Linked DNA regions of Homo sapiens: regions 2 and 3 are each linked to region 1. Evidence: chromatin loops called from intact Hi-C (ENCODE). Cell type or tissue: Caco-2. All regions are shown on one strand.

What was found. A loop is a pair of places that touch in the nucleus more often than their neighbours do. Peaks named below come from ENCODE experiments on the same cell type or tissue, not always from the same donor. Only the 100,000 strongest peaks of a DNase experiment are listed, where the experiment ranks them.
Region 2: a loop joins it to region 1, with 4 times the contacts of the local background. A loop is called at or near these places in 2 of 110 quality-filtered maps.
Region 3: it touches region 1 in a loop (9-fold over the local background); 9 of 110 quality-filtered maps call a loop at or near these places.

What each region holds. Positions count from the first base shown.
Region 1 is chr7:3,197,330-3,205,329 of GRCh38, reverse strand. It overlaps LOC124901574 (a long non-coding RNA gene), which reads left to right and starts at 7,026. Exons shown (of 2, transcript XR_007060192.1): 1 at 7,026-7,415. LOC124901575 (a long non-coding RNA gene) reads left to right here and starts at 1,357. Exons shown (of 2, transcript XR_007060193.1): 1 at 1,357-1,387; 2 at 2,175-2,461. In Caco-2, a CTCF peak has its summit at 4,643 (motif pointing right); a DNase peak (open chromatin) is centred at 4,649.
Region 2 is chr7:3,086,005-3,094,004 of GRCh38, reverse strand. No RefSeq gene overlaps it. Among named protein-coding and RNA genes, the nearest start is that of CARD11, 46 kb to the right of the region's middle. In Caco-2, CTCF peaks have their summits at 4,145 and 4,344; a DNase peak (open chromatin) is centred at 4,324.
Region 3 is chr7:2,883,934-2,891,933 of GRCh38, reverse strand. No RefSeq gene overlaps it. Among named protein-coding and RNA genes, the nearest start is that of GNA12, 44 kb to the right of the region's middle. RefSeq lists a silencer at 4,663-4,722. In Caco-2, a CTCF peak has its summit at 4,758; a DNase peak (open chromatin) is centred at 4,783.

The sequences.
Region 1 (8,000 bases):
AACCATCCCCCTTCCATCACTGCCTCCATCCCCAGTATCATGCCAGCTCTCTCCACCCTTAGCCTTGTGACATCACCACCACGATCATTCAACACTTGTTTTTTGGGCATGTGCTGTTGTAAAGTCACCAGAGTGGGAATGGGGGGCTCCCGTGGAGCCTGCATTCTAGGGAGGAAAGCTGACGACACATCAACTAGAAACTATCAGTAACATTATGCAGAGAACTGAGATGGGGAGCTACGTTTGCATGAGTAGTCAGGAAAAGATCTTTGTTTTTGAAGGGTGATGTCTGAACAGAGACCCCAATGTTGCATGGAAGCAGGTCATGTGAAGACCAGGGAGAACAGCGCCCCAGGTAAAGGTTGTGGCAAGTTCGAAGGTCACGTGGAGACCCTGATCTTGGCACATGGGAAGGAGGGCAGGGTGGCTAGAACCTGGCTGCTCAATGTGTGCTCCGTGACAAGCACCAGCGTCACCTGGGATCTTGTTAGAAATGCAGAATCTTTGTCCCCGCCATAGACCTGTTGGGCCAGAACCTGCATTGTCTCAAGACACCCAGGTGTTTCATATGAATAGTACAGCTTAGAAGCCCTGGGCCAGAGCACAAGTGAACACGGGCAAAGGCGCCTGGAGCAAGAATGGGGAGGCAGACAGCACCCAAAATGTGCAAGGCCAATGCTGCTAAAGCAAAAGGGGTGGGGTGGCCCCACATGTCCGTTGTAGCTTGTTTTCACTGGTTTCAGTCATTCAGAAGGTACTTATTGGTAACAGGGTTTGCATTTGTGGCCCTGCCCAAAGTTCATGTCAAATCGTAATCCCCAGTGTTGGAAGAGGAGCCTGGTTGGAGGCGATTGGATCATGGGGGTGGATTTCTTCCTTGCTGTTCTCATGATGTTCAGTGAGTTCTCACGAGATCTGGTTGTTTTTTTATTTTATTTTATTTTTTATTTTATGTTAGAGATGGAGTTCTGCTCGTCGCCCAGGCTGGAGTGCAGGGGCGCAGTCTTGGCTCACCACAACCTCTGCCTCCTGGTTCAAGCAATTCTCCCGCCTCAGCCTCCCGAGTAGCTGGGATTACAGGTGTGTACCACCATGGCCGGCTAATTTTGTATTTTTAGTAGAGACAGGGTTTCACCATGTTGGTCAGGCTGGTCTCGGACTCCCGAGCTCAGGTGATCCACCCGCCTCGGCCTCCCAAAGTGCTGGGATTACAGGCATGAGCTTCCGCGCCTGGCCCTCTGGTTGTCTGTAAGTGTGTAGCACCTCCTCCTCTCTCCTCCTCCTGCTCCAGCCACCCAAGACATGCCTGCTTCCCGTTCACCTTCCACTGTGATTGTGAGTTTCCTGAGGCCTCCCCAGCCGTACTTCCTGGACAGCCTGCAGAACCGTGAGCCAATTAAACCTCTTTTCTTTATAAATTATCCAGCCTCAGGTATTTCTTTATAGCAGTGAGAGAACAGACTCATACAACTGGGCATGTCTTCTAAGCAAGGTACTATTCTAATCACCAGACAATAGTGTGCTAGTAACTATTTAACAACCGGCTCTACGAGAGTAATCCTGCCATGATTACTCACCATGATTACGGTGGCTAATATTTTCATTTATGTTAACAAGTAAGATAAAGGTAAAACAACAAAAGTGCACGCTGGAACTTGACTCCTTTGTCGATGACATGAGAGACTTCCTTGCTGAATATGATAATAGACTTCCTTGCTGAATCTGATCTGATAATCCTTTTTTTTTTTTTTTTTAATTTTCTGAGACAGAGTCTGGCTCTGTCGCCCAGGCTGGAGAGCAGTGGCGTGATCTCTGCTCACTGCAACCTCCACCTCCTGGGTTCACACCATTCTCCTGCCTCAGCCTCTCGAGTAGCTGGGACTACAGGCACCCACCACAACGCCCGGCTAATTTTTTGTATTTTTTAGTAGAGACGGGGTTTCACCATGTTAGCCAGGATGGTCTAGATCTTCTGACCTTGTGATCCACCCGCCTCGGACTTCCAAAGTGCTTGGATTACAGGTGTGAGCCACCGTGCCAGGCCCTGATAATAGTTATGAAATACTGGAAAAACAGTTTTAAAATTCTCTGTGCTGTTTACACTTTAACAATGACATGCTTTTATGTTTAATCTACATCATTAATACTTTTCTCCATCCCTTCCTTAAATCTAGACAACAAACCAAACAATAGGGCAAGCTCTGGTTTGTAGTGTCTGCTGATTCCTGTGGTGTGAATACTCCCACCATGGCCAATATCAAGCTGCCAACATGGTGTCACTATATGCAGACTTGGGAAGAGATGCCTGCTAGCACATCATGGTACAGAATCTCCACTCTGCGGATATAATAGGTGCAAACCCCAAGAGCAGAGCAGAGCAAACAGCAAAATAATTAAGGAGTGATATGTTTTGAATATTCATTATCTTTGTTTTCAATAAAATTTATTTAATTGTAGGCTTTTACAGTCTAATTTGTATTTTCATTTATTTATGTGTATTTATTTATTTTTATTTTAAAAAGTAAAGATGAGGTCGCCCTATGTTGCCCAGGCTGGTTTTGAACTCCTGGACTCAGGCAACCCTCCTGCTTTGGCCTCCCAAAGTGCCGGGATTACAATCATGAGCCACTGCACCCAGCCAGTCTAATTTCTAATAATGGCTATGTTTAACAAGCAATTTGCAAAATTCCTGAAAATGTAAGAATTGACTCTTCTGAGCTGGCAGGAGCTGACTCCAGCACAGCACTCCAGTATGGGGGAAGGGGTGTGGGGTGGGACACCCTTGAACAGGACAGACACAGACCCTGTCTTCTGAGCTGGCAGTTTAGCGGGGCGTGTTGGGCTTTATTTAAAGTCAACTTCCTCAAGACAAGGAGAGTGGGGTGGGAGATGGAACTTCCTCTGTGGTTCACCCCAGGACCTCACTCTGGCCTAGGAATGCCCCTTCCTCAGGATCAGCCCCCAGGACCAGGCCTCCAGAGTCCCCACCCCCTACAGTGAGTTCAATGGAGACCCCTGGGACAAAGAAGAGAAAGAAGAACCAGAAGACTGCAATGAAGACGATTTAGAAAGGGAAATTAGGGCATGGTCACCTTGGCATGCCCCTCCCAACTATGGGCCAGAAAACACAGGAAATGACGGCAGAGCACGTAAGCTCTTAGAGAGGAACCTCCCACAGTCAGCGTCCAGCCTAGACAGAGGCCAAAATTTCTGGGGCTGTGATCAGGCAGGGAACTACTATATATATTGATTGCCAACCATGAACAGGTTGGGTGATCCACATTTGACCCTCAAACAACCAAGCAGAGTTGGCACCTTTACCAGTTTCATCTTGTAGAAGGAAAACCTGAGGCTCACAGGGGTTAAGGGGTCCCCCAAATCTTAATCCAGAGCCCTTTGCCTGCCTGGAATGAGGGCTGATATGGTTTGGTTCTGTGTCCCCACCCAAATCTCACCTTGAATTGTAATCACTAGTTGTCAAGGAAGGGACTTGTAATCCCCACGTGTTGAGGGAGGGAGGTGATTGGATCATGGGGGCAGTTTCCTCCATGCTGTTCTCATGATAGTGAGTTCTCATGAGATCTGATGGTTTTTATAAGTCACTTTTCCCTGCTCTTGCACGCTCTCTCTTGCCTGCTGCTATGTAAGACATGTCTGCTTCCCCTTCTGCCATGATTGTAAGTGTCCTGAGGCCTCCCCAGCCATGTGGAAATATGAGTCAATTAAACCTCTTTCCTTTATAAATTACCCAGTCTCAGGTATTTCTTCATAGCAGTGCAAAAGCGGACTAATACAGGGGCCAAAAGTGCACAAGATCTATGTCATCCTGATTGGTAATACTGAGGTCACTCCAATTGGTAGCCCTGTCCCATAACCTCTAAGTAAGGCAGAGTCATTGCTGACTATTCTGAGAGGCTGTTCCTTTCTCCTCTGGGTTCCCTTTCCAACTAGTTCCTTCCCTCCCAGCTCCAGTGTTATTTTTCTTTTGTGATTGTTTTTCTGAAAATGATGTTGTAGACACCTCCTTGTCCCAGCCACAATCCTTACTATATTCAATTATCCTGGTTTCTTAGGCTCTTTAAAGCTACTTTATTGCTCTCTCCTTGCTGTGACCCTAATCTTTGTTTTTCCTCTAGCTTTCTCCAGGGTTATTGCTTGTCAAGACAAAGGTCACCACAGACTCAAAAGAAACAGGGAAATAAACAATAGAAGGCTGGCTTCTGGCTGTCAAGTTTGTTTTCACCAACATTAAATTGATAGATGAATATGGAGGTGCCCCGCCACTTATCCTATCTCTTCTCAAGCTACATCTTGCCAGACCCTAGTCTCAGAAATAACAGTCTACTAACATAACATGATATAACATTTTCCCAGTGTACTTTCATACACATGAACTTCTTAATTAATTCTGAAAATTGTTCTGTAGTGTAGGTAGAGTAGGTAGTATTGTTCCCATTTTACAGGTAAAGAAACAGAGGAGATAGAAAGCTGAACTTCTAACTCTAGACAAGATAGAGTAGCCCCATTTCTCCTGAGTCCACCATCTTACAACTAAAAAAAAAAAAATCTCTGGACATGACACAACAAAGAAGCATAAGAGTTCCCTTCTCTCTTACCCTGTTACCAGCAGGGGCCAGTGGAGAGCTGAGCTTCTGCCCCACTCTGCCACAACAAAACAGTGGGAGCCAGTTCTCTGGTTCTCCCATCTCTGGGTCAGCAGAGCCTAGCAGGGTAGCTTGGATACAATAAGACAGTGCAAGCCGATGATGCATTTTCAATGGGAAGGTATCATCAAGGCAGAGATGGGAGTTCACTGCCAACCACCCATTTGCAATGAAGCAGGGTAAATCAGTGCTACACTTTTGTCACGATAGCACTGGTGGGGCCCAGTGGGAGGTTGAATATACAACTCATCCAACCTGATATGGTTTGGATTTGTGTCCCCACCCAAATCTCACGTTGAATTGTAATCTCCAGTGTTGGAGGTGGGGCCTGGTGAGAGGTGCTGGGATCATGGGGGTGGTTTGCCATGAATGGTTAACACCATCCCCCTTGGAGTTCTCGTTGCAATAGTGAGTTCTCGTGAAATTGGGTTGTTTGAAAATATGTGGCACCTCCACCCCTCTCATTGCCTCCTGCTCTGGCCATGTGAGACATCTCACTCCCTGTTTGCCTTCCACCATTACTGGAAGCTTCCTGAGTCCTCCCCATAAGCAGAAGCTGCTATGCTTCCTGTACAGCCTATAGAACTGTGAACCAATTAAACATCTTTTCTTTATAGATTACCCAGTCTCAGGTATTTTTTTTATAGCAGTGCAAGAACAGACTAATACACAACCGTTACGCTACATCTTAACAGGAAGACAGTCTGCCAAAAAAGAAAAGTTGAATAGGATCCAGACTCTCATAATATAATACCTAAAATGTCCAGGATAGAGCAGACAATCATTTATCATGTCAAGGAAAAGGAAAATTACAACTTGAATGAAAAAACAAACAGGCACCAAAATGCAAATGAATCAGAGGGATTATCACAAATTTAAAAGCAGTCATTACAAAAATGCTTCAAATGTAGTTATGAATTCTCTTGAAACAAACGAAAAATAGAAAATTTCAATAAAAATCAAGGTTATAAAAAAGAACCAAATGGAATTAAGGAACTGAAAAACACAATAACCAGGAAAAAGATAAATAAAACACGTCACTAGATGGGCTTGATAGTAGAGTAGAGATGACAGAGATTGAACCTGTGAAGTCAAGAACAGACCAATAGCATTCACTCAGTCAGAATAATAGAGAGAAAATAGGCCGGGCGCGGTGGCTCACGCCTGTAATCCCAGCACTTTCGGAGGCCGAGGCAGGCAGATCACGAGGTCAGGAGATTGAGACGATCCTGGCTAACACAGTGAAATCCCACCTCTACTAAAAATACAAAAAATTTAGCCGGGCGTGGTGGCGGGCGCCTGTAGTCCCAGCTACTCGGGAGGCTGAGGCAGGAGAATGGCATGAACCCGGAAGACGGAGCTTGCAGTGAGCCGAGATCACGCCGCTGCAGTCCAACCTGGGCGACAGAGCGAGACTCCGTCTCAAAAAAAAAAAAAAATAGACGGAAGAAATAACAGTCCCAGGGACCTGTGAGACAATAAGAAAAGAGCTAACAGCCATACCTTCTGAGTCCCAAAGGAGAAGAGAGTGAGACTAAAAGTATTCAAAGAAGTAGTGGTTAAAAACTTCTCAAATTTGGAGAAAGACATAAACCTACAGATTCAAGAAGTTTAGTGGATTCCAAGCAGGCTAGATGTAAAGAAATCCACATCATAATTAAATAGTTAAACTAAAGACAAAAACATATTGAAAGCAGTCAGAAAGAAATAACACATTTATGACATGGGAAAAATTAATTGCAATGATAGTGGATTTCCCATCTGAAATGATGGAGGCCAGAGGAAGTGGCTCAGCATCTTTCAAGTACTGAGAAAAAGAACTGTCAACTGTGAATACTGTATCTGGTGAAAACATCCTTCAGAAATGAAGGAGAAAGCAAAACATTCTTGGATGAAGAAAAACTAAGAGCATTTATTGTTGGCAAATGTATCTTTAAAGATTGGGTAAAGAATGTTATCTGAACAGAAGCTTTTATTTAAAAATTATACCTTCTATTTCTGGACTGAGATTTTTCCACTTTTCTCATTGGTTTCAAGAATGCTTGGAGCTCCAGAAAAGAAAAACAAACTATGGGAAGTACATAAATAGAAATAAATACAACAGACTATACTTCTCATGAGTATCTGAAATCATATTTGATGATTGAAGCAAAAATTGTAACAGCATCTTATGTGATGTTCAATATATGTAAAGAACACACTCAAGACACATATATTTTTAAGTGGGGAAGCTAAAGAGAACTAAATGGAAGTAAGGTTTCTACACTTACTCAAAGTGGCAGTGTCAACACCAGTAGCTTGTGGTAAGTTGTGTATGTATGTCATAATCTCTATAGTGACCAATAATTTTACATAATCTCTCCCAGAAAATAGGAGGGGAAGGAACACTTACCACCACATTTTATGAAGCTAATATTACCCTGATACTAAAACCAGAAAAAGACAGTGAAAAAAAAAAAAAAGAAAGAAAAGTAGATATCAATATCTTTTCAGCGACTTTTGACCCAAGATGCGTAGCCCTGGGGCTTTCTGTGCTCCTCGGCCCCTTGGTCTCCACGCAGAGGCTCCTGGGCTCACTCTCTCCTCCCATCTCCTCTTCTAGGAAGCATTGATGCGGCTGTCCAGCCTGTTGGATCAGCTGCAACCCACCCTGGTCTGTGAGTTAATGTTTCAGTGACCCAGCTTCTCATCTTGCGTCGTTGCAAACACTCCAGGTCCCCAGCCAGCTTTCAGTAGGGCAGGGGAAAAAGAGTGAGTCGAGATCACATGCTGGTGTGGGTTCCTGAAGGTTCAGGGGGGAGGGGAGAAGCGGGAGCGGAGGGGGGGAAAAGGGGAAGGTAAGGGAAGAAAAGGAAGGAAAAAGAAAAGAGAAGGAAGGAAAAAAGGGAAGGAAGGAAGGAAGGAAAAAGGATAGGAAATGAAAGGAGGAAGGAAGCAGAGAGAAGAAAAGTTTAAAAGAACAAATGAACTTACTGTCCTGGGTCCTATTGACTGCTCCTTTTATCGACAAACCTCTTGAAGGAACCATCTAGGCTGCTTGCCTTTCCCCCCACCTTCTGCAGTGCTGGCTGGCTCTCACTCCTGCCCCTTAGCTGAAACTGTCTTTCAGCAGCCACCAAGTTGCTGTCTCCCAGGCTCCTCTTGGGTTGCTCCATGGCTTCTGTTGAAGGTGCCAGCTCCGGATTTTTTCGAAGGCTCGCTGTCCTCTCCCAATTCCCCTCCTGCCCTCTGCCTGAGCCTCCTCTGACTCTTCCCCCACCTGGCTTCCTCTTTCCACCCCAATAATCCAATTCTACATCCCTTCTTTCTCTCTTGTTTCACTTTCCCTGGTCGTCT
Region 2 (8,000 bases), 110 kb after region 1:
TCAACCTCCTGGGCTCAAGTGATCCTCCTGCCTCAGCCTCCCGAGTAGCTGGGACTATAGGTGTTCACCACCATGCCTGGCTAGTTTTTTAATTTTAATAGAGATGAGGTCTCATTATGTTACCCAGACTGATTTCAAACACCCAGGCTCAAGTGATCCTCCCACCTCAGCCTTCCAAAGTGCTGCCATTACAGGTATGAGCCACCACACCTGGCCAACCTTCTCCTCTTATCTGTGGGAAACCTTGGGGCATTACTGAAGAAAAAATTGTGATGTCCAAATCCTGCACTGTACCCCAGTGCAAGGTGGTAGGTGTTGAAGTAGAAAATGATAAGACGTAAATCGTCAGCAAAAGCCAAAGAGAGAGGTAAAAAATGTATGAGCACTAAATGAATTGATTTTCATAAAATTAGCGTTATACTGTATAATAATGTTTCCCAATATAAAGTCTTTTTCATATTAATATTTATAACATTGTAAAGATTAAATCATACCTTTGTGATTATTTTAATTTTTTTTAACCTTATTCTGTTCCAAAGATAAAGCTTGGTTGTGTTTTTTGTGTGTGTGGGGGGGGGGTTTGGGTTTTTTTTGGCCTTTATCTTTAGAATGTTCTAGTGACATTCTGAATTCTTCCAACAGGGCGATATTGTTATTTTAATAATGGTTATGCACAACACATATAGGAATCTGTCATGGAGTTGGTGGGAATGAAAAGGCTACTTAGATACCCAGCTTGAAAAGCTTTCATGTTTTTATGTTTAATTTGCAACAATCTTCCTTCTTTGCACAGGAGGTGATACATTACTGAAATAGGAGATCAGGCCAGGTGCGGTGCCTCACGCCTATAATCCCCACACTTTGGGCAGCCAACGTGGGAGGATCACTTGAGCTTCAGAGTTTGAGACCAGCCTGAGCCACATAGCAAGACCCCCCTTTTCTACAAAAAAAAAAAAAAAAATTAAAAATTAGCCGAGCATGGTGGCATGCATCTGTGGTCTCAGCTACTCAGGAGGCTAAGGCAGGAGGATTGCTTGAGCCCGGGAGGTAGAGGCTGCAGTGAGCTATGATTGAACCACTGCACTCCAGCGTGGGCAACAGAGCAAGACCTTGCTCTAAAAAATTAAAAAAAAAAAAATAGGAAGGAAGAAAATAGGAAATCAACCAATGCAGCTCTCACCACCTCCTACATCCGGTTCTGGGGTTCTGGGTGGTGGGGCGCCTGCGTCCTGCTGTAGGGTCAGGACAAACAGGCATGGCTGCACAGCTGTGCTCCCCCTGGCTGGCTCCCGCAGGCTCCCAATGCCTTTGGGAGGTCAGCCTCTCAAGCTGAGTGCCCAGAAACTACACAAACCCCAACAGGCCGTGCAGGAAATGAGACCCACAGCCACGTCACCAGCCTCATTTTTGCAAGCTGATGGAGGTGGGGAAACCCTACCCTTCTTCCTTTAGCAGCAATAGCTTTTCTTTTTTTTTTTTTTATCATGCTTTTTTTTTCATACTTACCAATATTTTTAAGTTTGAGCTTCATTTCAAATTTTTGACCTGAGTAATGATGCCATGCACACAGTTTGCCCAATCTTTCCCCAGCTACCTCTTGGGTCCTATATTAGTATGCTGGGCCTGCCACGACAAAGTACCACAAACAGGGCAACTTAAACAACAGAAATGTATGGCCTCATGGGGCTGGAGGCCAGAGGTCCAAGATCAAGGTGTTGGTAGGGTTGGTTCCTTCTGGGGGCAGAGAACCTGCCCCAGGCCTCTCCCCAGCTCCCGGTGGTTCTCCACAATCTGCAGTGATCCTCGACTTGTAGACGCATCCCTCTGATCTCCACCTTCATCCTCACGTGTGCTCTCCTGTGTGTCTGTGTCCAAATTTCCCTTTTCATGAAGACACTAGTCATCTTGGTTTAGGGCCCACCCTAAGAACCTCATCTTGACTTGATTATCTGCAAAGACCCTGTTTCCAAATAAGATGGCATTTGCAGGCATTGGGGGTTAGGACATGATCTTTTGGAGGTTTAACATCGTTTGTGGGGACATGATTTAGCCCTGACAGGCGCCCTCCTTGCCTGGGTCTCTTCCGTCACCACCCAGTGCAGGCCGTGAGCTCGCTCCATCTGACTTAGAGAGCCCATCCCCTCCTCCACTCTGTACTGTCTCTGATCCCTTCTCCTGCCGGAGGGTGGAGGGGTGGGTGCCCCAGGAAGCAGACTCAGAGAGGGAGGAGACTGTGCAGGAGATCTGTCAAGGGGTTCTCTTAGGACTGGCATCCGGGGAAGGGAAAAGTACAGAATTAGGCAGGAAGGATATTGAGCTTTGAGGCAGCCTCCGTGAAGGCTTCAGACAACCCTGAAGGGAATCTGGAAATGGGGTGGGGAGACCCTCAGAGCTGAGTCTGGGCCTTTTTACCCCTCGTTGATCATGCATCAGCTGCTGGCTGTCCTGGAATGGAGTATGCCTCAGAGCCAGCACGTTCCCCACAGCCACTATCCCTGAAGGATGGGGAGCCGGGACTTTCTGCCAGCAGCCCTCCCACCACCCAGGGACTAGGCCTTCATTTCTGCAGGGCCATGTGGTGGGGGCAGTCCAGCCCCCTGCGAGCAGCCAGGGTGGCCTTTATTTTTATTTTTTTAAGATAGGGTTTCTCTCTTGTCGCCCAGGCTGGAGTGCAGGGGCAGGATTGTAGCTCACTGAAGCCTTGAACTCCCGGGTTCAAGCAATTCTCCCACCTCAGCCTCCTGAGTAGCTGGGACTACAGGTGTGTACCTTCACGCCTGGCTAATTATTTTTTGTAGAGCTGGGGTCTCACTGTTTTGCCCAGACTGTTCTCGAACTCATGGCCTCAAGTGATTCTCCTGACTCAGCTTCCCAAAGTGCTGGGATTACAGGCATGAGCCACCAGGCATGCCCCAGCTGGTCTTTCTAAAACACAAATTTGACCAAGTTACTCCCTTTACATCCTTCAGGGGTTCCCATTACTCTTAGGATAAAGACTAAAGTGTCTTAACTTGACCCTCCAAGCCTGGCCCTTGCCCCCTCCACATCTCTTCTTGCCCTGCGCCCCTCCCTTTCCACTCTGACCTCCTGCTTGCCATGAGCCCCCTGCCACAGGGCCTTTGCAAATGCTCATTCCCCAGCCTGGATGGCTTTTTTTTTTTTTTTTTTTTAAAAACCTAATTGACTCTCTCTCATCTTTTGGGCCACTTCCTCAGAGAAGCTCCCCTCCTTTTGAGCGAGTCCAACCCTCCTACTGTAGACTGTGAGAACACTGTGTAACTCTTCTTTGTAGAAATTTGTGGCTGGGTGTGGTGGCTTACATCTGTAATCCCCGTACTTTAGGAGGCTGAGGTGGGAGGATCCCTTGAGTCCAAGACCAGCCGGGACACAGGGAGACCCCTTCTCTACAGAAAACAATCTTTTAGTGGCACACACCTGTGGTCCCAGCTATTCAAAAGGCTGAAATGGGAGCATCACTTGGTCCAGGAGTTAGAAGCTGCAATAAGCTCTGATCAAGTCACTGTACTGCAGCCTGGGCAACTGAGTGAGACCCTGTCTCAAAAGATAAATACATTTGTGAGGTTTTGTTTTGTTTTTTGTTTTTTTTTTTTTTAAACAAGTTCTTGCTCTGTTTCCCAGGCTGAAGTGCAATGGCACCATCATAGTTCACTGCAGCCTCAACCTCTTGGGCTCAAGGGATCCTCCCACCCCAGACTCCTGAGACTCTGGGACTACAGGTCCACACCACTACGCCTGGATAATTTTTTTTTTTTTTAAGAGACAGGGTTTTGCCATGTTGCCCAGGCTGGTCTCAAACTCCTGAGCTCAAGTGATCCACCCACCTCAGCCTCCCAAAGCACTGGGATCGTAGGCGTGAGCCACAGCACCCGGCCTAAATTGATGATTTTTTACATTTGTTTATGCAATTATTTGGTTATTGTCTAGCTTCCCACTGAATCGTAAGTGCCATAAGAATAGGGCCATGTCTGATTTTTCTTCCCAGTTGTCCTTCAAGAGCCTTGCACAGGCCTGGCCCATAGTAGGTACCCTACGCATGAATGAAGGAACGAATGAATGCACTCATCAGTTAGTAACTCCCACGATGGAGCATTTCACGGGAAATCTGCAGTACATTCACATTCACTGTTTAAAAAAATAAAAAAGGAAAGAACTTGATATGTTCCTGTCCCCTGAAAGCTATAAGAGATTGGCTGTCCAGCAGGTTAACAAACAGCAGTGGGTCTTGAGAGACACGAGGGAGCCATTTGTCCCAGCAAGGATGGAATTTGCAGGTTGTGGGGATTTAGTAAATGTCCCCCTAGTGGACCGAGAAAGAATGCGCTGCCCCAAGCTGAGCCTGACCCGGCCACCTCCCTCCAGAGGGGTCTCCTGGTGGAGACGGGGAGTGGGTACCACTGCCGTCTGCCTGGAATGCAACCCAGAGATCTTTTCCAGCGGTTTGCGTTCCTGCCGGGCATTTCCCGGGCTAATATATTAAAAGCCAGAAGGTGGGAGGGCAGGGGTTACTTGCATGACAAATGACCCTCAGAGTACCATTCGTGTAGACCAATTGGAGCTGGCCATGATCCCGGTCAAGCTGCTAACGAGGTACCCTCTGGTGCCTCCCCACTTTCAGCAGAATCATTCCCTTCCCACCACATCCCATCATTCCTGCTTCCTGCTGGTCCCCAGACCCTTCGCTGACACTGTCGGCACCCCTCACCTGTCCCTGTGCATGGGCGCTGAGCTCCAGCGTGCGGTGTCTTCTGACATTTGCAGCCACCCTGCGAGGTAGGCTCTGTCACTCCAATTGTACAGATGGGTAAATTGAGGTCAAGTGACTTGCCCCAGCTTGAACTCTACTCAGTTAGTGGTCTTCTTGAAAGCCGCCCACTGGGGAGCTGAAATTTAAAACAATGGAACTTGTGGAGATAGAGAAGTAGAAGGATGGTTACCAAAGGCTGGGAAAGGGAGTGGGAGGGGGCGTGAGGGGGAGTGAGGAGGGCTAATGGGCACAAAAAAATAATTAGAAAGAATGAATAAGACCTAGTATTTGCTGGCACAACAGGGTGACTGTAGTCAAAAATAATTCGTACATTTAAAAGTAACCAAAAGAGGCCGGGCACGGTGGCTCATGCCTGTAATCCCTGTACTTTGGGAGGCAGAGGTAGGTGGATCACCTGAGGTCAGGAGTTCAAGACCAGCCTGGCCAACATAGCAAAAACCCATCTCTACTAAATATAGAAAAGTTAGCCGGGCATGGTGACAGGTGCCCATAATCCCAGCTACTCAGGAGGCTGAGGCAGGAGAATCGCTTGAACCTGGGAGGCGGAGGTTGCAGTGAGCCGAGATCATGCCACTGCACTCCAGCCTGAGCAACAGAGGGAGACTCTGTCTCCAAAAAAAGAAAAAAAAAGTAATCAAAACACTAAAATTGGTTGTTTGTAACACAAAGGAGAAGTGTTTGAGGGGATGGAGACCCCATTTACCCTAATGTGATTATTATGAATTGCATGCCTGGATCACAACATCTCATGTACCTCATAAATATATACAACAACTATGTACCCACAAAAATTAAAAATAAGATTAAAACAATGTCTCCCGTGAGTACTGGCTCCCCAACATGGGAACTGCGGCAGGCAGGAGTCTTGTAAAAATGAAAGGGTTTGAGGGTGAAGGTCTATTAAGAAGGCAGGACAGCAGGTATTAGTGCTTGGCATCTGCCCTTAGCAACCACCCTGCTTTCTAAAGCCTCCACCTAGGGCAAAGGCATGCTTGATGCTGGTCTTTCTGTAGAGCCAGGGCCTGAGGAGCCCCAGGGGAGGACACACCAGGTCTTTGGCTGTCTCTGCCAGAAACCTCTGGTGGTTCCATTGCACCAACGGCAATCACTCAGTCTCCTTTTTTTTTTTTTTTTTTTTTTTGAGACAGAGTCTCACTCTGTCGCCCAGGCTGAAGTGCAATGGCTCGATCTCGGCTCACTGCAACCTTTTCCTCCCAGGTTCAAGGGATTCTCCTGCTTCAGCCTCCTGAGTAGCTGGGATTACAGGCACCTGCCACCACGCTCGGCTAATTTTGTATTTTTTTTTTTTTTTTTTTTTTTTTTAGTAGAGATGGGGGTTTCACCATCTTGGTCATGCTGGTCTTGAACTCCTGACCTCATGATCCACCTGCCTCAGCTTCCCAAAGTGCTGGGATTACCCACGTGAGCCACCACATCTGGCCTCACTCTCCTTCTTTTTTGCATTCTTAGTTCCTGCCACACCAAGACAAAGCTTTCACCAGCCCTCTGAAGGAAGCTTACCCCATGTCAGGGTCTGGGGTCAGAATGACCAGCTTGCTCCTATTCCTGGCTCCGGGCATGGCCATGGACATGAGACAAAGACCTCCGGAGCTCTGAGTGTTTTTGTTTTGTTTTGTCTTGTTTTGTCTTTTGTGTCCAAGCCCTGAATGGCAGGTCAAACTAAGAGCCGGCTGACAGGGAGAAGAAACCCCTCTCACCCCCTGTGGCCTTCTGTTCCCAGCCCTTCTCAGAAAGTAGATGTTTATGCAGTAAATTCTTTCCTACCACATCATCAGTGCATGACCATAGCATTTTCCCCCTACCGATAGGATCATCCGTCAATGCCAGCAAGTGAAGATACAGATTTCCTGAGCTTCTGGCAAAACTCGGTGGCTGAAAGCACACACCTGTTCCAAGGAGGGTCTGCCAGGGTAGGACAATGACAGCATCACCCGAGAGAATTCCACAGGGGAAGGTGTGGGGCTGGGCAGCTCTTCCTCAAGGTGAAAAGAGAGAACCCACGTCTCCTGCAGCCAGCAGCCCTGTTCAGTGGCACCCTGATGGCACGGTGGTTGCTTCCACTGGGGTTGGAGTCTAGGCTTTCTCCCCCAGGTAAGAGGAGCCCACCTTGATTTGCCGCTGCAATCTAAGAAGCCTAGACATTTCTCAGGGAGAGAGGCAGGCAAGGCTACCATGAGAAGGTGTGGACATGGGCTTCTAAGACACGAAAATGAAAAATGACACTCTTCAGCTCAGCAAAATTTGAAAGCAAGACCACTCCTGAATCTCTCTGAATGCTTGCTTTGTAGCCTGCGGGCAAAGCTGTCATTTCAGACTAAACTCAGCCAGCGAGGAACTAATGCTGATAGTCTCATCATTTTCTTCCACTTCTCCTGACTTTTTTGTCTTGTTAATACATCGTAAGTAATTCTTCCTCGTGTTAACAGTGGCCTTGTTTCACGCCCCGGCATTCTGCGGGTGTGACATTGAGTTCTGTGGAAGAAGGTTCCACTGTCAAATTTAGATAAATGAATAAGGTGAGATCGTCCACATTTTCCCGGTCCCACACCTCATCTCAAAATATTAAGCCCCTGCTTTTCAAATATACGGTCGGCATCTGTGTGCATTTTGTAAGGACAAAATAGTAAATATTATCTTCCTCTTCTCTGGCCATCAGCTGAGGACATGCGGGAAGACAGTGTTGTAATTCTTCTCTTTATGAAGGTGAAAGGCATTACCTGCGGGAGATTAGCTAAGTCTGACCTTGACTCTCACGTGCTTTTGGCTCCATCTTTCAGCTATTTCAAAGAAGAAGGACTTTGAAGTGTTGAGGTAGGAGCCTGTATCATCTCTTTGCTGGTTTGCAGGTAAGTAGGCAGTACCCCTAGGCCTCCATCCGTGAATCTCTGAGATCCTCTTTACAATTTCTGAAACAAAAATGGGCTAAACCTACATTAGTCAGAACTATGCTCTCCTGACAATGGGCTCTGAAAAAAACAAACAAACAAAAACACCAAAACAGCTGACGCGGAGGGAAAATATCACTTCATTCATTGGGTTTCTGTTTGGGTTTGTTTCTTTCTTGTTTTTTTTTTTTTTTTTCCTTTTTGATCTATAAGATGCCAACAACTGATTTGACTGATTTCCTCTATTATTTCCAGAATGCTTAGCATTCTGAACACACTCGGGTTTTCGTATATTAATTTCTATTTTT
Region 3 (8,000 bases), 310 kb after region 1:
GGTGAGAGCCATAGCACCTGATCCCCTGCTGCTGGAATTAAATGAGAACAATCTGCCGTGCTTACATGGCCTGGCCCCTTCCAGAACCTTCTTCCTCCTACTGGCTATATTCAGCCACACTGGCCCCCTGTTGGTCCCCAAAACTCTTTCTGTGCAAGGCCTTAGTGGCGGTGTTCCCTCTGCTGCCCCCTCCCGCTTCCCTCCCCCCCTCCCCTGGTATGGGGCTCAGGCCCGCCTCGGCCTCCGCATTTTCTCCCTTCTCAGCTGCTGCATGGTTTTCTTGGACTGACCGGACTACCTCCCCGTGAAAGATGTGCCCAAGTCTGCAGTGGCCGTGACTGTAGCCTTATCCGGAAATAGGGTCTTTACCAATGTAATCAGGTTAAGATGTCATACGGGATTAGGGTGTGTCCCCAAATCCAGTGATGGTGTCCACGTAAAGAGGAGGGAGGCGGGGCACGGTGGCTCACCCCTGTAATCCCAACACTTTGGGAGGCCGAAGCAGGAGGATAACTTGAGGCCAGGAGTTCAAGACCAGCCTGGGCAACATAGCAGGACCCCATCTCTACAAAAAAATACAAAAATTAGCTGGGCATGGTGGTGCACACCTGTGGTCCCAGCTACTCGGGAGGCTGAGGGAGGAGGATCACTTAAGCCCAGGAGCTGGAGGCTTCAGTGAGCTGTTATCACACCACTGCACTCCAACCTGGGCAATAGAGCAAGACCCTGTCTCAAAAAGAAAAAAAAAAAAGAGGAGGGAGATTTGGATACAGAGACACAGAGAAGGCCAGAAGGCTGAAGAGGGAGGTAGAGGCTAGAATGACGCAGCCATGGGCCAAGCAACTCCAGGAGCCGCCAGAGACTGGAAGAGGCAGGAAGGACCCTCCACAGAGCCTTTTTAGGGAAGGAGGTCCTGCAGACACCTTGACCTCGGACTCCTGGCTCCGAAACTGTGAGGGAGTACACTTCTGTTGTTTTAAGCCACCTGGTTTTCAGTGATTCCTTATAGCAGCCACAGGGAACTCCTACCAGAATTTAAATGTCAAAGAGCAGGGACCCTGTCTTCCTAGGCACTGCTATGCACATGCCTGGTACCCAGTTGGTGCCTAATAAGTGTTGTTGAAAGAATGGATGTGTTCTCAAAACTGCAAACCTATGTCCAGGCGTGAAGCGTTGTTCTTCTCCTCCTGGGTCTCAGTGCTGACCACCGCCGGCCGCTCCGTCCACCTCATCACTGGTGTCTGCCGGCAAGGTTGGCTTAGCTGCTCCCCTCTCCGTCAGAACCCGCTCCTGAATCTCCTGCATCCACAGAGCCTGGAGCGTGTAGGAAGTGCTTGATCAAGGAATGTTGCAGAGACAGGGTCCTGGATAGGCAGACAGTAAGGCCAGAAAGCCCAGCCCTGCCTCCACCATAGACAACAGGACCAAGGTCTGGTGTGGGGAAAAGCCCTGAGCAGCCGGGGCCCACCATGGACATGCTCTGGACAAAAGGCTGAGGGCTCCATGGCAGCGTCCCCTCCAGCCATCTCACAGGCAGCCCTGACCTTGAGAATGGCCAGATACAGGCTGCTCCAGAGCTCAAAGCAGTGAGGAACACAGACCCTGAAACAAAACTAGAGCCTGGGAGGTCTGGCCCAGAAGTCACCTCCAAAACGAGCCCATCTGGAGAAAGTATTTGCAAGCTATGCATCCGACAAAGGACTAACATCCAGGATCTATAAGGAACTTAAATCAACAAGAAAAAACAACAAGGCCAGGTGCGGTGGCTCACGCCTGTAATCCCAGCACTTGGGAGGCCGAGGTGGGCAGATTGCTTCAGACCAGGAGGAGTTCAAGACCAGCCCAGCCAACACAGCAAAACCCTATCTCTACTAAAAATTAGCCAGGCGTGGTGGCGGGCGCCTGTAATCCCAGCTACCTGGGAAGCTGAGGCAGGAGAATCATTTGAACCCAGAAGGTGGAGGTTGCAGTGAGCCAAGAGTGCACCACTGCACTCCAGCCTGGGCGACAGAGCAAGACTCTCTTGAAAAAAAAAAAAAAAACTCCATTAAAAAGTGAGCAAAGGAAATGAACAGACACTTCTCCAAAGAAAACGTACAAGCAGCGAAAAAACATGAGAAAACGCTCAACGTCACGAATCGTCAGAAAAATGCAAATCAAAACTGCCATGAGAGAGCATCTCACACTAGTCAGAATGGCCATTACTAAAAAGTCAAAATACAGATGCGGGCAAGGCTGCAGAGAAGAAGGAACGCTTACACACTGCCAGGGGAATGTAAATTAATTCAGCCCCTGTGGAAAACAGTTTGGGGATTTCTCAAGGAACCAAAAATAGATTGGCCAGGTGCGGTGGTTCACGCCTGTAATCCCAGCACTTTGGGAGGCCGAGGCCGGTGGTTCACCTGAGGTCAGGAGTTCGAGATCAGCCTGGTCAACATGGCAAAACCCCGTCTCTACTAAAAATACACACACACAAAATAATAATAATAATAATAGATCTACAATTCAATATAGCAGTCCCACTACTGGGTGTCTACCCAAGGGAAAATAAATCGTTCAATCGAAAAAAACACCTGCAGTGGTATGTTTATTGCAGCACTATTCACAATAGCTAAGACATGGAGTCAAACTAAGCATCCATCAATAGTGGACTGGATAAAGAAAATGTGGTGCATATACACCATGGAATACTATGCAGCCATCAAAACAAATGATATCGTGTCCTTTGCAGCAACATGGATGCAGCTGGAGGTCATTATCCTAAGTGAATTAATGCAAAAACAAAAAAGCAAATACTTCATGTTCTCACTTATACGTGGGAGCTAAACAGTGGGTACACACAGACGTAAAGATGGAAACAATACTGTAATCCCAGCACTTTGGGAGGCTGAGGCGGGAGGATCACAAGGTCAGGAGATTCAAACCATCCTGGCTAACATGGTGAAACCCTGTCTCTACTAAAAATACAAAAAATTAGCCGGGCATGGTGGAGGGCGCCTGTAGTCCCAGCTACTCGGGAGGCTGAGGCAGGAGAATGGCATGAACCCAGAAGGCGGAGGTTGCAGTGAGCCGAGATGGCGCCACTGCACTCCAGCCTGGACGACAGAGCGAGACTCCATCTCAAAAAAAATAAAAAAAAAAAAAAAGATGGAAACAATAGACACTGTGATTCCAAAGGTGGGAGGAAGCGAGTGGGGGAAGGGTTGAAAAACTACCTACAATTGGGTTCACTATTTGGGTGATGGGTTCAGTAGGAGCCCAAACCTCAGCATTACACAATATACCCAAGTCACAAACCTGGACGTGTGTGCCCTGAACCTAAAATTTTTTTTTCAGACGAGTCTTTCTGTCGCCCAGGCTGGAGTGCAATGGTGCAATCTCGGCTCACTGCAGCCTCCACCTTGCAGGTTTAAGCGATTCTTCTGTCTCAGCCTCCCAAGTAGCTGGGATTATAGGTGTGCATCATCACGCCCAGCTAATTTTTTGATTTTTAGTCGAGACGGGGTTTCTCTATTTAGGCCAGGCTGGTCTGGAACTCCTGACCCCAGGTGATCCACCTGCCTCAGCCTCCCAAAGTGCAATGATTACAGGCATGAGCCACTGCACCTGGCCTAAAATAATTGTTAAAAGTTAAAATTAAAAAGCCCATCTTTCCCTGTCCTTGGAGACCCCGACAGCATAAAATTACCAACTACACAGACACGCACATTTGCCATTGGCGGTGAATGAGAATGAGGGAAGCTACACTGCAAACAGGAGCCATCTGAAGGCAGCTGCTGCTGGTCCGGGCTCCCCATGCACAAGGGTTGGGGGTACAGGGTGGGGTCCCTTTGCTGCAGTTGTCCCTCCTGGGGCTGAGCAGCAGAACCCAAGCAGGGGAGGTGGCAGCAGCCCAGCCATGGCTGGGATCCCAGTGGGGCTCCTGGCCCAGCAGAAAGAGACCTTGGCAGGCCCAATTCCCTGCTGCAATTTGGGTCACCGTTGAAGAACAGAACAGCCAGCTAAGACCCAGGGGCATCGCCGTCAGAAATGTGATTTCTCACCCCCCACCCCTAGGCAGCTCCTAATGCTGCACAGAGAAGTTGGAAGAGGGGGTTGGAGGCCGGGCGCAGTGGCTCACACCTGTAATCCCTCGGCCTTGGGAGGCTGAGGTGGGCAAATCACTTGCGGTCAGGAGTTTGAGACCAGCCTAGCCAACATGGTGAAACCCTGTCTCTACTAAAAATACAAAGATCAGCTGGGCCCAGGGCGTGTGCCTATAATTATCTGGGCGTGGTGGTGCGTGCGTGCAGTCCCAGCTACTCGGGAGGCTGAGACACGAGAATCACTTGAACCCAGGAGATGGAGGTTGCAGTGAGCCAAGATGGTGCCACTGCACTCCAGCCTGGGTGACAGAGTGAGACTCTGTCTCAAAAAAAAAAAAAAAAGAAGAATGAGTTGGGACGGAGGTGAACACGACACCCACAAACCTACAGCAGGGACCAGCTCGGGGTCCGAATGTCGGGAAAAATCTCAGTGCGGCTTATTGATCTGGGTGGCAAAGCATCAAATATCTCGGTTAATCTGGCACCGCTCCGTTCATATTCTATTGTTGTTATCAGCCTCCAGGATTTACGGGTGTTGTCGACTTGAATTACCATCAACGGCTATATTTTTCGAGGGATTTTCTTTTCTTTTTCCTTCTTCCTTTTTTTTCCTCTGTGTGAGTGTGTGTCCGTCGGTTTCAGCCAATGAATTTCTGCTGGGAAGACTTCTAGCACCCCCTAGCTGTGGGAAGGACTCCACTGCGCTCTGTGTGTGCACGTGTGTGTTTGGCTCCGTGTGTGTGTGTGTGTGTGTGTGTGTGTGTGTATGTGGAGAGGTGTACACACATGTGTGCACACACATGTCTGTGCACGGTGGGGTGGGGGGGTGTCAGGTCCATGGTGGGGCACACGTGGGTACCGGACCCTCACTGTGGTCCCACGCACATGCACAGAGACCCCACCCCGACTGTCCTCTCCACCCTGGCCCCCCTGGTGGCCTTGTTCCCTGCAGGCTATGACTGCCAGATGTCCCCCAGCTGCACCCCACCCTCTTCACATCCCCCCAGACAGGCCCAAAGCCAGATGGGCAAACCCAGGCCCCTGGCAGACCCTCCCTCTCAGGCCCACTACCCCACTTTTCAGCCAGCGCAACAAGGAGGGGTGACCAGGACCCCCTTCCCCTCACCCAGAGTTCTGCCATCCTTGGTGACATAAGTCTCCCAGGATTAAGCCTTTCCCTGCTCTGCAGAGAAGGTGCCTCCCAGCTCCAGTCACCTCACAGGCCACAGCTTCGTGCCCCAGCCTGCTGGAGCAGGAAGGTATTGATTTCCTTTCTGCAAAAGAACATGGAGTCAAGGGGCAGGCCCCTTGCACATTCTTCCCTCCCGCCCCATGTGACCCGGAGCCCCTGAGACCTGGCACCACCCAGCAGGTCCCCAGGCCCTAAAAGCCATTCCAATAAATCCACGTGTCTTTATCCCTGAGCCAGGGCAGCCTTTGTGGAGAAGAAATGTATCTCCAGGGCACCCCCACCCACGGTCACTGAATTCCCCCGTGAGAGGGACTCCGGAGGGAGGATCCCAGGGTCTGAGCCCAGCTCCACCACTCACAACCATGTGCACGTGAGCAAGTGGCTCAGTCCCCTGGGCCGCAGGGTTTCCAACTATAAAATGGGCACAGATCTATGAAATTGAAAAACAATACTGCATATATTATTTATGGTTATGTACATATGCAATAACAGTATAAATTCCTGCAATGGAAAAATGGATAATCAACTGAGAAGGTGGCTCTTCTTCAGGAGACAGAGAAGGGGAGAGGGCTGGGTTGGAGCAAGTTGGGAGTGGGGCTTCAGTAACATCTATCATGGTCTGTTTCTTCACAAGATACCAAGAAAATACCTGCATATTGGGACCAGATAGGGCTAGAAGGCAGGTACCTGGCAGGTTCATTCTGCTACTCTGCAGTGTTCTGTATGTTTGAATTATTTTAAAAGAAGAAGATACAGCCAGGCACGGTGGCTCACGCCTGTAATCCCAGCACTTTGGGAGGCCAAGGCAGGTGGATCACCTGAGGTCAGGAGTTCCAGACCAGCCTGGGCAACATGGTGAGACCCCATCTCTACTAAAAATACAAAAATTAGGCGTGGTGGTGTGCACCTGTAATTCCAGCCACTCGGGAGGCTGAGGCAGGAGAATCGCTCCAGCCCAGAAGTTGGAGGTTGCAGTGAGCAGAGATTGAACCACTGCACTCCAGCCTGGGTGACAGAGTGAGACTCTGTCTCCAAAAAAAAGATACAAAGGTAAAATAAAGTGAGGATATCAAGCCCCCCTTCAGGACTGCAGGGAAGCTACTTGCAGGGCATTGAGCCCAGTGCCTGGTGCTTAGCCAGACCTTGTTCCATCCCATCCCCTGCCACCTGCTACCAGCACCCTACCTCATGGCACCTGCCCAGCCCTGACCCCCAGCCACAGTCCCCATCAAAACTCAGCTATCCTCCATTCCTTCCCCAAACCTCAGGAGAGCAACTTGATCAATTAATCCTCATAAGCAGGTTTGCTTGCACTTCAGGTTTGCACTTTTTTTTTTTTTTGAGATAGGGTCTCACTGTGTTGCCCAGGCTGCTCATGAACTCCTGGGCTCAAGCGATCCTTCTGCCTTGACCTCCCAAAGTGCTGGGATTACAAACCTTTTACGATAATATTATACAAATATAAAGTATGTATATCTGGCCAGGCACGGTAGCTCATGCCTGTAATCCCAGCACTTTGGGAGGCTGAGGCAGGCGGATCACGAGGTCAGGAAATTGAGACCATCCTGGTGAACACGGTGAAACCCTGCCTCTACTAAAAATACAAAAAAATTAGCCAGGCGTGGTGGCGGGCGCCTGTAGTCCCAGCTACTCGGGAGGCTGAGGCAGGAGAATGGCCTGAACCCCGGGGGGCGGAGCTTGCAGTGAGTGGACATCACGCCACTGCACTCCAGCCTGGGCAACAAAGCGAGACTCCGTCTCAAAAAAAAAAAAAAGTATGTATATCCATATATGCATCTATGTCATATATACATATTTATATCATAAATATTATAATAATATAAGATAGGGCTGGGCGCAGTGGCTCACACCCATAATCCCAGCACTTTGGGAGGCCGAGGTGGGAGGATCGCTTGAGCCCAGGAGTTCCAGACCAGCCTGTGAAACCCCATCTCTACAAAAATACAAAAAGATCAGTGAGGCATGTGGTGCATGCCTGTAGTCTCAGCTACTCAGGAGGCCGATGTGGGAGGATCGCTTGAGCCCAGGAGCAGGAGGCTGCTGTGAGTTATAATTGCACCAGTACACTCCAGCCTGGACCGTGGGGAGAGACCCTGTCTCTGGGGGGTAAAAAAAAAAGAGTATAAAATGTATTGGAGACATATTTATTTTTGTGTTATCGTCTATGTTTGGCAAGCACTGCTGGCTGCCCATAAATTATGGCTATAAAATTTCCTTTTATAATCCGTTTGTTTAAGGCGGGGTCAGGAATGGCACATTGGTGCCAGTTGGAACCCTTTGCATGCAGTCAGGGGTCCAGGTGGGCTGAGCCCGGCCTGTGCCTGCTCACTGGCCACACGCCCTGGTGCTGGGCCGGGCCACCCAGAGGATGGGGCATCTTTTTCTATGCACAAAGGCACCGCCTGCTCACTAAAATTCCTAAGGGTAGAATTTGACACCCAGCCTCCTTTCTGAGGACCCAGGAGCAAACTGCGTCTTCCACATCCTCCTCCTTCCAACTTCCCGACTCCCTTGCTGTGTGACCTCAACCGAGTGCCTGTCCTTTTCTGGGCCTGAGTAGTCTCTCCACCTGAAAATCGAAAGGTAGGAGCTAAAGATGTCTCCTGGGTTCCAAAGGCGCCCCCAGCACAGTCAGTGTGGAAGTCTCTCTTTCCCCCAGTCTCTCTCCTACACACACACACCCTGTGTCTAAACCGATGGCT